Linked DNA regions of Homo sapiens: region 2 is linked to region 1. A link is a loop called in an ENCODE intact Hi-C map of the cell type or tissue named here. Cell type or tissue: PC-3. All regions are shown on one strand. Links, peaks and the distances in the headings refer to the core of each region. The heading gives the core; the rest is flanking DNA.

Region 1 (5,382 bases), core at 222-5,221:
TTCCCCCTCCCCCAACCCCACAACAGGCCCCTGTGTGTGATGTTCCCCTTCCTGTGTCCATGTGTTCTCATTGTTCAATTCCCACCTATAAGTGAGAACATGCGGTGTTTGGTTTTTTGTCCTTGCAATAGTTTGTTGAAAATGATGGTTTCCAGCTTCATCCATGTCCCTACAAAGGACATGAACTCATCCTTTTTTATGGCTGCATAGTATTCCATGGTGTATATGTGCCACATTTTCTTAATCCAGTCTATCATTGTTGGACATTTGGGTTGGTTCCAAGTCTTTGCTATTGTGAATAGTGCCACAATAAACATACGTGTGCATGTGTCTTTATAGCAGCATGATTTATAATCCTTTGGGTATATACCCAGTAATGGGATTGCTGTGTCAAATGGTATTTCTAGTTCTAGATCCCTGAGGAATCGCCACACTGACTTCCACAATGGTTGAACTAGTTTACAGTCCCACAACAGTGTAAAAGTGTTCCTATTTCTCCACATCCTCTCCAGCACCTGTTGTTTCCTGACTTTTTAATGGTCGCCATTCTAACTGGTGTGAGATGGTATCTCAATTGTGGTTTTGATTTGCATTTCTCTGATGGCCAGGGATGATGAGCATTTTTTCATGTGTTTTTTGGCTGCATAAATGTCGTCTTTTGAGAAGTGTCTGTTCACATCCTTCGCCCACTTTTTGATGGGGCTGTTTGTTTTTTTCTTATAGATTTGTTTGAGTTCGTTGTAGATTCTGGATATTAGCTCTTTGTCAGATGAGCAGATTGCAAAAATTTTCTCCCATTCTGTAGGTTGCCTGTTCACTTTGATGCTAGTTTCTTTTGCTGTGCAGAAGCTCTTTAGTTTAATTAGATCCCATTTGTCAATTTTGGCTTTTGTTGCCATTGCTTTTGGTGTTTTAGACATGAAGTCCTTGCCCATGCCTATGTCCTGAATGGTACTGCCTAGGTTTTCTTCTACAGTTTTTATGGTTTTAGGTCTAAGCCAAAAGAACAAAGCTGGAGGCATCACGCTACCTGAGTTCAAACTGTACTACAAGGCTACAGTAACCAAAACAGCATGGTACTGGTACCAAAACAGAGATGTAGACCAACAGAACAGAACAGAGCCCTCAGAAATAATGCCGCATATCTACAACCATCTGATCCTTGACAAACCTGACAAAAACAAGAAATGGGGAAAGGATTCCCTATTTAATAAATGGTGCTGGGAAAACTGGCTAGCCATATGTAGAAAGCTGAAACTGGATCCCTTCCTTACACCTTATACAAAAGTCATCTTGTTTCTTATCTTTTATGCCTCTGAAATAAAGTATTTCTGTTCTTACTAAGGGCAGCAAAGAGCAGAGGGTATTTTATTACTACTGAGAATTTAACATAAACAGAGTTATCATCAGCCCTAAAGAATATAAAAGTTCTGAGAAATAAGAGGATTAGAGCACCCTGGGATATTTGTAAATGAAAGACTGTATAGTAGCAGTTTTTTCCCTCTCTCAAAAGTAGAACTTGTCACTGTTTTCAAGTACAGAACTAACAGAATACATGGTGGATGTCTATACTTTACCGCGCAGGAAAGCAACAACTTCTCCCTTAGTAGGAGGTGCTAGCCATATGCAACAATTTTCAGGGAGAGTTCAGCCCTTTTTGATCTAACAGTAGTAGTTCTGAGAAGGTCTTGGAACATAGAAAACAAAAGGGAAACATGCACAAATTAAGTATAGTTTTAGGTAGAGGTCACAGATTCCATACTGGTCTCTCCTGGATCTTTCAAGGGGTTCTTAACCCAGGGCTTCCTGGTCACAGAGGACCCTAGTCTTTAAAAAGTCCTGGGGTTCCAGAGTGGGGACTATGAGAATGGAGGCTTAGGTTGACCTCTTCCTCAGCTTAAGTTTCTTCTTTGCAGGAATACTCTTTGAGTTATTTCTTTTTAGCCAAGATGGGAACTCAAGCTGGGAGCATAGGGGAAAGACTAGAGAATCTTTAGGTCCCTGGATTTGCCTTAGATTATTGGTTCTTAAAGTATGGTACCCCGACAGCAGACATCACCTGGGACTTCTTAGAAATGCAAAATCTCAACCCCCATCCAGACCTAAATCAGAAAGTCTGCTGGTGGGGTCCAGGAATCCACGGTGTATCCAGCTAGCCAGGTGATTGCAATGTAAGCTAAGGTTTGAGAAAACAGCCTTAGATCAAGTCTCCAGCAAAAAGGAAAAAAGGGGGAAGAGGAAAATGGTCTTTAAATCCTTATCCAGCCCAGCCCAATTTACCAGGAAAAGAAGCTGGCTAGGTATTCGGAACTAAAGCTTGGGTAAGAAAGACAGTCCATTTGTCTAGAATGCACGCTTTTCTCAGGAAGTCCATGGACAACCAAGCCTATGGAGACTCTGAAGGCCAGTACTTGCTTTCCATCCAAGACCAAGAGTAGATACTGAGAGCCTGAAGTAAATGGTAATTTTCTCAACCATTTTTTTTCAAGCTTCATCCTTAAGAGTTAAGTAAGAAGAAACCAGTTAAGAATGACAGGCAACTTGAAGAAAGTAAATAAAGGGTGACTGAGTCATAACCAAACCCTCAGCCAACACAACATCCCTTTAATCTGCAGTGCAGACTTCACAGTCACTTAAATAACTTCAAGCAGTTACCTCTTTTGGCCCAAACCTTTATGCTCCCTGTTAACTACAAGCTATGAATGCTAATATTTCTCCTAAGAACTCAGGAAAAAATATTGGGTAAGAGTCAACCAGCAAATTCCTTTAAATTTAAGGAACTGCAATTGACAAATGAGCTGAGGAGAAAGATTATGTTAAAACACAAGGATTCTAGAAGAAACGTGCCCTCAGCTGCACTGGAAAGCAGCATCTTCCCTCACCACCTTTCCTTTTACATTCTCCTCTCTGTATTTATCAGAATTGATTCCTTGCCCCCCGGTACTGAGCATTTTGCACATTTCTCTTTTCTTCTCATTCACTAACTTACTGGTTATTTACTTACTGGTTATTTACTCCCCTAAACTTACTGGTTATTATTTAAAGAAACTGGGCCAGGCACCACTCTGTATTTTCATTTAAGCACCTTGTGCTTCCCCCTTTGAAGAACTCACCACCCTACCTGGTAAACAGCTATTTGTTTATCTGTATCATCACTACATGATGACCTCTGTGAAGGCTGGGGCCTTGCTTGCTACTATAGTGTCCAGCATATAGCAGTAAACAATGAATGAATGAATGAATGAATGAATGAATATTTTACTCTGTGGAGGAGCTCCCAACCAACCCCCAAAACAAATCAAGGCAGAAAGGACAATGGACTCTTCTCTTACACAAACACACACTTAATCCTTCCTTCTTTCTTTCCTTCCTTCCTTCCTTCCTTCCTCTCGTCCTCTTTCTCTCTTTCTGACAGAGTCTCTCTCTGTCACCCAGGCTGGAGTGCAGTGACTTCTTCCCTTCCCTTCCCTTCCCTTTCCTTTCCTTCCCTTTCCTTCCCTTTCCTTCCTTCCTTCCTTCATTCCTCTCTTCCTCTCTTTCTGACAGTCTGTCTCTGTCACCCAGGCTGGAGCGCAGTGACTTCTTTCTTTCCCTTCCTTCCCTTCCCTTTCCTTCCCTTTCCTTCCCTTTCTTTCTTCCCTTCCTTCCTTCCTTCCATCCTTCCTTCCTTCATTCTTCTTTCCCTTTCCCCTTTCCTTTCCTTTCCATTCCATTCCATTCCATTCTTTCCTTACTTCTGTCTGTGTCTCTGTCTCTGTCTCTCTCTGGGTGTCTCTCTCTCTTTTTCTTTCTTTCTTTCTTTCTTGAATCTCACTCTGTCACCCAGGGTGGAGTGCAGTGGCACGATCTGGCCTCACTGCAACCTCTGCTTCCTGGGTTCAAGCGATTCTCCTGCCTCAGCCTCCTGAGCTGCTGGGATTACACGTGTGTACCACCACACTCGGATAATTTTTGAGTTTTTAGTAGAGACAGGGTTTCGCCATGTTGGCCAGGCTAGTCTCAAACTCCTGACCTCAGGTGATCCACCTGCCTTTGCCTTCCAAAGTGCTGAGATTACAGGTGTGAGCCACTGTGCCCAGCCCAAATGCACACTTTAGTACCATTTCTGTGTATACCTGCTCCTCTCTCCAGTATCCTGAAATGCTGTTCACAGTGTTTTGTTCTCCACTCATACCCTGCTGCCTGCCTGCTGCAGGCTAAAACCAGGCCTGTAGAATGAGTTTCCATTCTTTACCAAGTTTGACAGCCTCGATTGTGCCTATGAATAATTTCTAGAATAAACATTCCAACCACACCACCTCTATGGCCTGAACCTCTGTTCTCCTTAGACCCTCTCTGATCACTGTCCCTTAGTAAGGGCTGTTCAGATTGGCACCTAGGTCCTCACTGGTGGGGCTTGATCCTGGACATGTCCTCATGAGGTGCGTGATGTTCTTATCCCTAGAGACTGTCTCTTTAGAGGAGACCTCTGGGCAGCCCATAAGGTCCTCCTGTCTCTTATGCCCAGCCCTCTGTACTTTGCCCTTCATTTGCCCTTGGACTGCCTGCCACAATTATCAGGCAAAACATCGCCAACATGAATCATATATGTCAAGAGGGAAATCTCTTTTTAGAAGCCTGATTTTGCCTTATTATTGGACTATTTCAAAGGAAAGATTTTTATTTTATCTTCACTTGAATAAGCTCTCTGAAGGTTGCCTCCGGCGTGAGTATGGAGTAAGCCTGAGGATTGTAAAATGAGACTTCACAAAAATGGGCAAAGTGCTTTGGAAAGGAGCAGGCATAAATTCAAGGACTGGAGGCATTCTTTATTTTAAAACTATTTTCTCATTAAAATAAACATACACACACAACGAGCTCTTCAATTTAATCAAAATTCCTTGTATTTAAAAATTCTCCAAGCTACTTTTATAAATAGATCTTTGCTATTATTATACAGGAGTCATAAGAAGAGGATAAAGCCTAAGACCATGCATATTAGAACTGAGCTCAGACCATAGAAGGAGAAAATAAAACATTCTTCCTCAAGTTTTCAAGCTTAAGGATATCCGAAATCAACAGTCTTCATATGTTCATCCACACAGGGGTACTGCCCCATGATCTGAAAGTAACCTTTAGTCAAAAAAATGTCACCTACATAAATCTCAAATCTCACACAAGGTCATTTATCTCCTTATGCGCCCAAAATTGTTCCACCTGAAGTCCAAAAGCTTAAAGTAAGTACAGAGATGGAACTAATAAAATAGAGATAGTGAGAAAAAAATCACATGGAATTCGAGGTTTGGGGAGGTTGATTTAATTTTTTTATACATGCACATTATTTTCAAAATCTCTAAACCTTTCTTCCTCTTTGTCTTTTTTATGCACAAAAATACATCCAGT
Region 2 (5,382 bases), core at 332-5,331, 52 kb after region 1:
ACTATTTATTGCAAATTCAAAAGGGAACTTCATTTAAAGAACAAACTTAAACTTTTCAGCAAAACAACAAAAAAAGTCCACCTAAACACTCTTTACTTAACTGATCATCAAGTACATACAGTAAAGTCCTGAACAGACTGACTAAACTGTTGTTTCTAACAGGGGATTGGGATTTATCATTTGACACTTCAATCACACGTAGACAGAAATTATGTATTGTATGGGGCCAATATTACCTTTTTTTTGTTCCCTGCAGGAGTTCAGAAAACAAATCACTTGTTTTCATCTCCAAAACTAAGTTTCTGAAAGTAACTAGTCATAATTGATCCTTAATTTTGATAAAAACTAGTCATCAGATTAATATTTTTCCATGACTAAATCTCTGTCCTTACTAGCAGAACTAAATTGATTTAGAGTTCAAGTTCCTTAAAAAATATTTTGGAAATGTCATTATATTCTCAGCCACATTATATGGTATTCTCTTACAGCTTTTTAATTGAATTCAACATGCAATGGGAAATGAAACCCAATTATCTTGGGGGTTTCTAGAAAATGTGGGAAAGTTCATCTGAGTAGAGAAAGAGAAATGATTCATGATTAGGATGCAGCAATACGACCACAGAATAACATCACTCTAAGCTTAACCAACACCTCAAGATTAGGGATCAGGGAGAGGGACAGGACATTACTGCTCACAAGGGACAATGCTTCTACCATACATGTCATAGGACTGACCATTCACCAATGGCTTCTGGCCATAACAACCTCTGAATGTCCAGGATATACAAAGAGACTCTAGTCCTTAATAATATAAAATAACTTTTCATGAAGGCTAACCATGTTCTAGGCACAATTCTTATATTTTACATGAATAAGCTCAATTAAACCTCACAGTTACCTATGAGATAATAATGAGTAGTTCACAATAATTCCCATTTTACAGATGAGAAATTTGAGGCACAAACTAACCAAAGGTTGCAGGAGGCTAGGAAGTGGCACAGCTGGGATTTGAATCCATGCGGTCTGGTTTTAAAGCATCCTATTAACACCTCTGCTTTGCTGCCTCCCCTTTATATCCACGTTTTAAAAAACCAAACTTCCAGATACATTCGGATTTGAAAAATAATCAAAAGGCTATGCGCTTTTCAAAAAAGAAGGATGCAAAAAATTGCAGCTTCAAACAGAGAAGTCATCAAGAGCCTTGAGAAATCACCTGCTCCAACCTCCTGTTGGCAAATGCCTCTCTAAACTGCTCTTTCACAAACACAAATTGGAGTATTGGCTGGATGCAATCCCATGAAATCCCAAATGGATCTGACCTCCTTTGAGAATCACAGAATCATTCAGAACCCCCACTGAAGTCATTTATTGGCAGGAAGTCTTGCCTTTTTCTAAAATAAATTTCTTCTCGATTAATTTGGGCATTCATGAAGAACAGCTCAGCAGCATTCCCTTTAAATAAAATCCTCCAACCTATTAATCCCACCAGTGCTGTACTCTCTGGGTTCATCAAGTTAATTTCTTTAACCTTTCTCTCTAGAATTTCTATTCTATTAACAATCTTGATGTTCTTTGAACTTTCTGCAGTTTTTCTATACCTCTTTCCAAGGCTGCCAGGTAAAATACAGAACATTGGGTTATGTTTGGTTCTCAGATCAACAACAAATAATGTTTTAGTATTAAAAGTACATCCCAAATATTACATGGAACATACTTACACTAAAAAATTTACTTGTTGATGATCTGAAATTCAAATATAGCTGGATGTCCTGTATTTTTTATTTGCTAAATCCATCTATCCATTCCACTTCTTTGATGGGCTTTGAACCCATCAATACCACACAGAACCCTAATTCAGCTGCCTCCAAATTGAGCACGCATCAACATCACCTGGGGAGGGCTGTTAACTCGCAGATGCCTAGATCCCACTCCTACAGTTTCTGATTCCATGGGTCTGGGGTGAGCCTGAGAATCTGCATTTCTAACAAGTTGTCAGGTGACATGGATACTGCTCATCCAGGGTCCACACTTTGAAAACCACTACTCTAATTCCCTGATTTAGGGTAAAGCACAAGAAAGAGGCACCTCCAATCCTGTAAAATCCCCAGCTAAACAGCCTAAGCCAAGAGAAGGGCATGAGAGTCTCATCTGTGTCCATTGGACATTCAGGGCCCCTTATCTCAACCCTATTAGTAAATCAGAAAATGCCTAAATTTAAGAAGGTCCAGCCATTGCTTATATTGGTTAGATTCCCCCAGATGAAATGGTCCCCTTTATTGCTCACATGAATTATCACCCTGAGGCAAGCTTGTCAAGGGACAAAGGAGCCATCCCTTTGTTTTCATTTGCCCTGAAGGAACTTGCCCCTTGTTATTAGGAAGGAGCCTGTGAGGTTTTCTATCCCAAATCCCCTTCTTTAAAGCTGATCTCTTCATAATGACTCTTTCTGTTTTATTCTCTGAACTTCCTCCACTCTGCGAGCACTGGGGAGTCTACCATACCCATGAATCTGACTCAATAACTGCCCAGCTTGCGGCAGACTGCTTTGATGCCTCCATTTAATAACCTCCCTGTATGCTTGGCCTTTGTCCTGTAACTTTGACATCTCTTCCCATTCTGACTCTACGGTTCACCTTGGGACTTGTTTTGGCCAACAGAATGAGAAAACAGCACCTGCACCTGCAGTTCCAAATGTAGACTTCCCAAGGCCTTGCATGCTTCTGCTCCTTCTCTTGGAACCTTGTTCAGATGCCTCAAACAAGCCCAGGCTAACCTGATAGAGGCTGAGAGGCCACATGGAACAGAGCTGAGTTGTCCCAACAGAGGTGATCCAAAATTGGCCAGCCCCCAACTGACCCACTAGCTGACCACAGATGCATGAGTAAGCCCAAATGAGCCTAATCCAAACCAGCAAAAAAAGCCTAGCTGACCCATTAATTTGTGACCAAAAATAAATGTTTATTGTCATAAACCAAGGTTCTGGAGAGTTGATTATGCTGACATTCTGGTCATGCTTCAGCTCCATTCTCTGATTCTACTGACTTTGTCAAGGCTCCTGCCTGCCTTCCCATGACCTGCTCTCTAGGGAAGGAGCTCTCCTTATTTTGGCTCCTGCAGGTTATACCCTTGGCTTAAAGCCTCCTATTTCCATTGCTACTCTAGACATAATCTTGAATGCATCTGGTGATTCATCACACAAGTATCCTGACTTGGAAAATTATATTCAGTGTTGGTCAACAATTATCACATTTCTTTCATTTCCTTTTCTTTTATGCTTTGCCAATTTTGTTTCCCATTCTGCTTTTGGTTCATTGGTTTCTCTTGTGTGGTTTGGAGTGAGTGAGTGTGTGTGTGTGTGTGTGTGTGTGTGTGTATGCATGCATGCCTCTGTTGTTACCATTTTGCCATCAGAGGAATAAAAGAAAATGATCTACAGACAGATTTGCTGATTTCAGCTTCTCTGACAGCAGGAAGTACAAGGGAGGTGTGTAAATGGGCAAGATAAATAGAGAAAGGGGAGAAAGGTAACAGTATTTACCCCAGCCATAAAATCATTACTGGTAACAAAGAAATCAGAGAAGCCTTCATTCAAGTAAGCATTTCCTTTGTAGTTAAGCAATAAACCTAAACCCACCACAAATTAATTTTTCATTTACTTCCAGTTTTGCATACATTTCAAAGAAAACTGAGCCTAAATATTCCTTCCATAGGTCTTATCTTTCCTTCTAAACCATTGGAGACAGAGAATTGAAGAAGAAATATGACTGATTCAATGTATTAGATAGGATTTCTGCAAATCAAACAATTGAGATCTCTGCTACCACCAGGAAATGCAGTAACAAAGTTCTGGTGTGTACCATGATCCATCAGAGCAGACAACGGTTTACCTAAGTGGCCAGGGTTGTTGGACTGAACTTCTGTGTTTGTTACTCATCTCCCCCTCTCTCCTTTCCCTCTCATCCTCCCAACCCCCCAATCAAATGAAAGGGAATAACAAAGAGAACTGACAGATAACCAAAGAGAAGAGAAAGGGTCAAGAACAAACAAGAATAGAAGATAAAGACAAAAAAGCAAGGACAAATGTGCAATCAGAGACCAAGGCAGGGAATGCTACAGACCAGAATATGCCCAGAGGGAACTGAAGTGGGCATGGCTTGGAGCTGGCGCAGGGAATAGCAGGAAAAAATCAAGCTCAGACACAGCACAGAACACAATAACACAATAATAGTTAGGAAAATTCACAGGCTAGAAGGCTGAAGTTGTAAAGTTATTTACAATATACGATGGTTACAGAGAGAATGAAAGGGAAAACTGGGCAGAAGGTGAGCAGAGAGAAATAATATAGTTACAAAAATTATGAGACCTACTTAACACTAGGTATCATTATTGGGCTCAGAACACACTACCCCAAAATATGGCACCTGGAGGTCACTCTCTAATCCTCTCTCATTTCTCTCCCTTGAAGCATGGTCATAAAAAAAATTCTTCGGCCTACCTCCCCTGAAAGTAGGTCATAAGACCCTCATTCCAGAGGGCTACTCCTCTGTACAGACACCAAGAAGAATCTGAACAAATAGGCCTTGCTGAGTTCACCCCAGTTTATTACTATGTGATGGTTAATACTGAGTGTCAACTTGACTGGATTGAAGGATGCAAAGTATTGTACCTCAGTGTGTCTGTGAGGGTTTTGCCAAACGAGATTAACATTTGAGTCAGTGGACTGGGAGAGGCAGACCCACCCTCAATCTGGGCAGGCACCATCTAATCAGCTGCCAGCGCAGCTAGAATAAAGCAGGCAAGAGAAGATGGAAGAGCAGACTTGCGAGTCTTCCAGCCTTCATCTTTCTCCTGTGCTAGATGCTTCCTGCCCTTGAACACTGGACTCCAAGTTCTTCAGCTTTTGGACTCTTGGACTGACACTGTGGTTTGCCGGGGGCTCTGAGGCCTTTGGCCACAGACTGAAGACTGCACTGTCAGCTTCCCTACTTTTGAGGTTTTGAGACTCAGACTGGCTTCCTTGCTCCTCAGCTTGCAGATGGCCTACTGTGGGACTTCATCTTGTGACTGTGTGAGTCAATACTCTTTAATAAACTCCCCTTTATATATACATCTGTCCTGTTAGTTCTGTCCCTCTAGAGAACCCTGACTAATACATACGATGATAGCGTACCCTTCCATCCTTCAATCATACTTGAGCACAACTGTCCACAAAAATACAGTTTTCCCTGGATACTTGGGCATTCATTTCCAAAGACTCCTGTATCACAGAAAGGTTTGGTTAAATAAATTTGTTACGTTTTTCTCTTGCTAATCTGTCTTTGTTATAGGGGTCAGCCATGAACTGTGAGATGGGTGTGGAAAAGATACTGCTTTTTCTCCCCT

The links. A loop is a pair of places that touch in the nucleus more often than their neighbours do. Peaks named below come from ENCODE experiments on the same cell type or tissue, not always from the same donor. Only the 100,000 strongest peaks of a DNase experiment are listed, where the experiment ranks them.
Region 2: it touches region 1 in a loop (2.2-fold over the local background); 3 of 110 quality-filtered maps call a loop at or near these places.

What each region holds. Positions count from the first base shown.
Region 1 is chr20:9,291,496-9,296,877 of GRCh38, reverse strand. All of the region lies in intron 3 of PLCB4 (phospholipase C beta 4), which reads right to left. Among named protein-coding and RNA genes, the nearest start is that of LAMP5, 220 kb to the left of the region's middle. In PC-3, for the core only: no CTCF peak of the experiment used is centred there; a DNase peak (open chromatin) is centred at 2,587.
Region 2 is chr20:9,239,381-9,244,762 of GRCh38, reverse strand. The region is part of intron 3 of PLCB4 (phospholipase C beta 4); the gene reads right to left. Among named protein-coding and RNA genes, the nearest start is that of PLCB4, 170 kb to the right of the region's middle. In PC-3, for the core only: no CTCF peak of the experiment used is centred there; DNase peaks (open chromatin) are centred at 2,872 and 3,242; H3K27ac peaks cover 888 bases.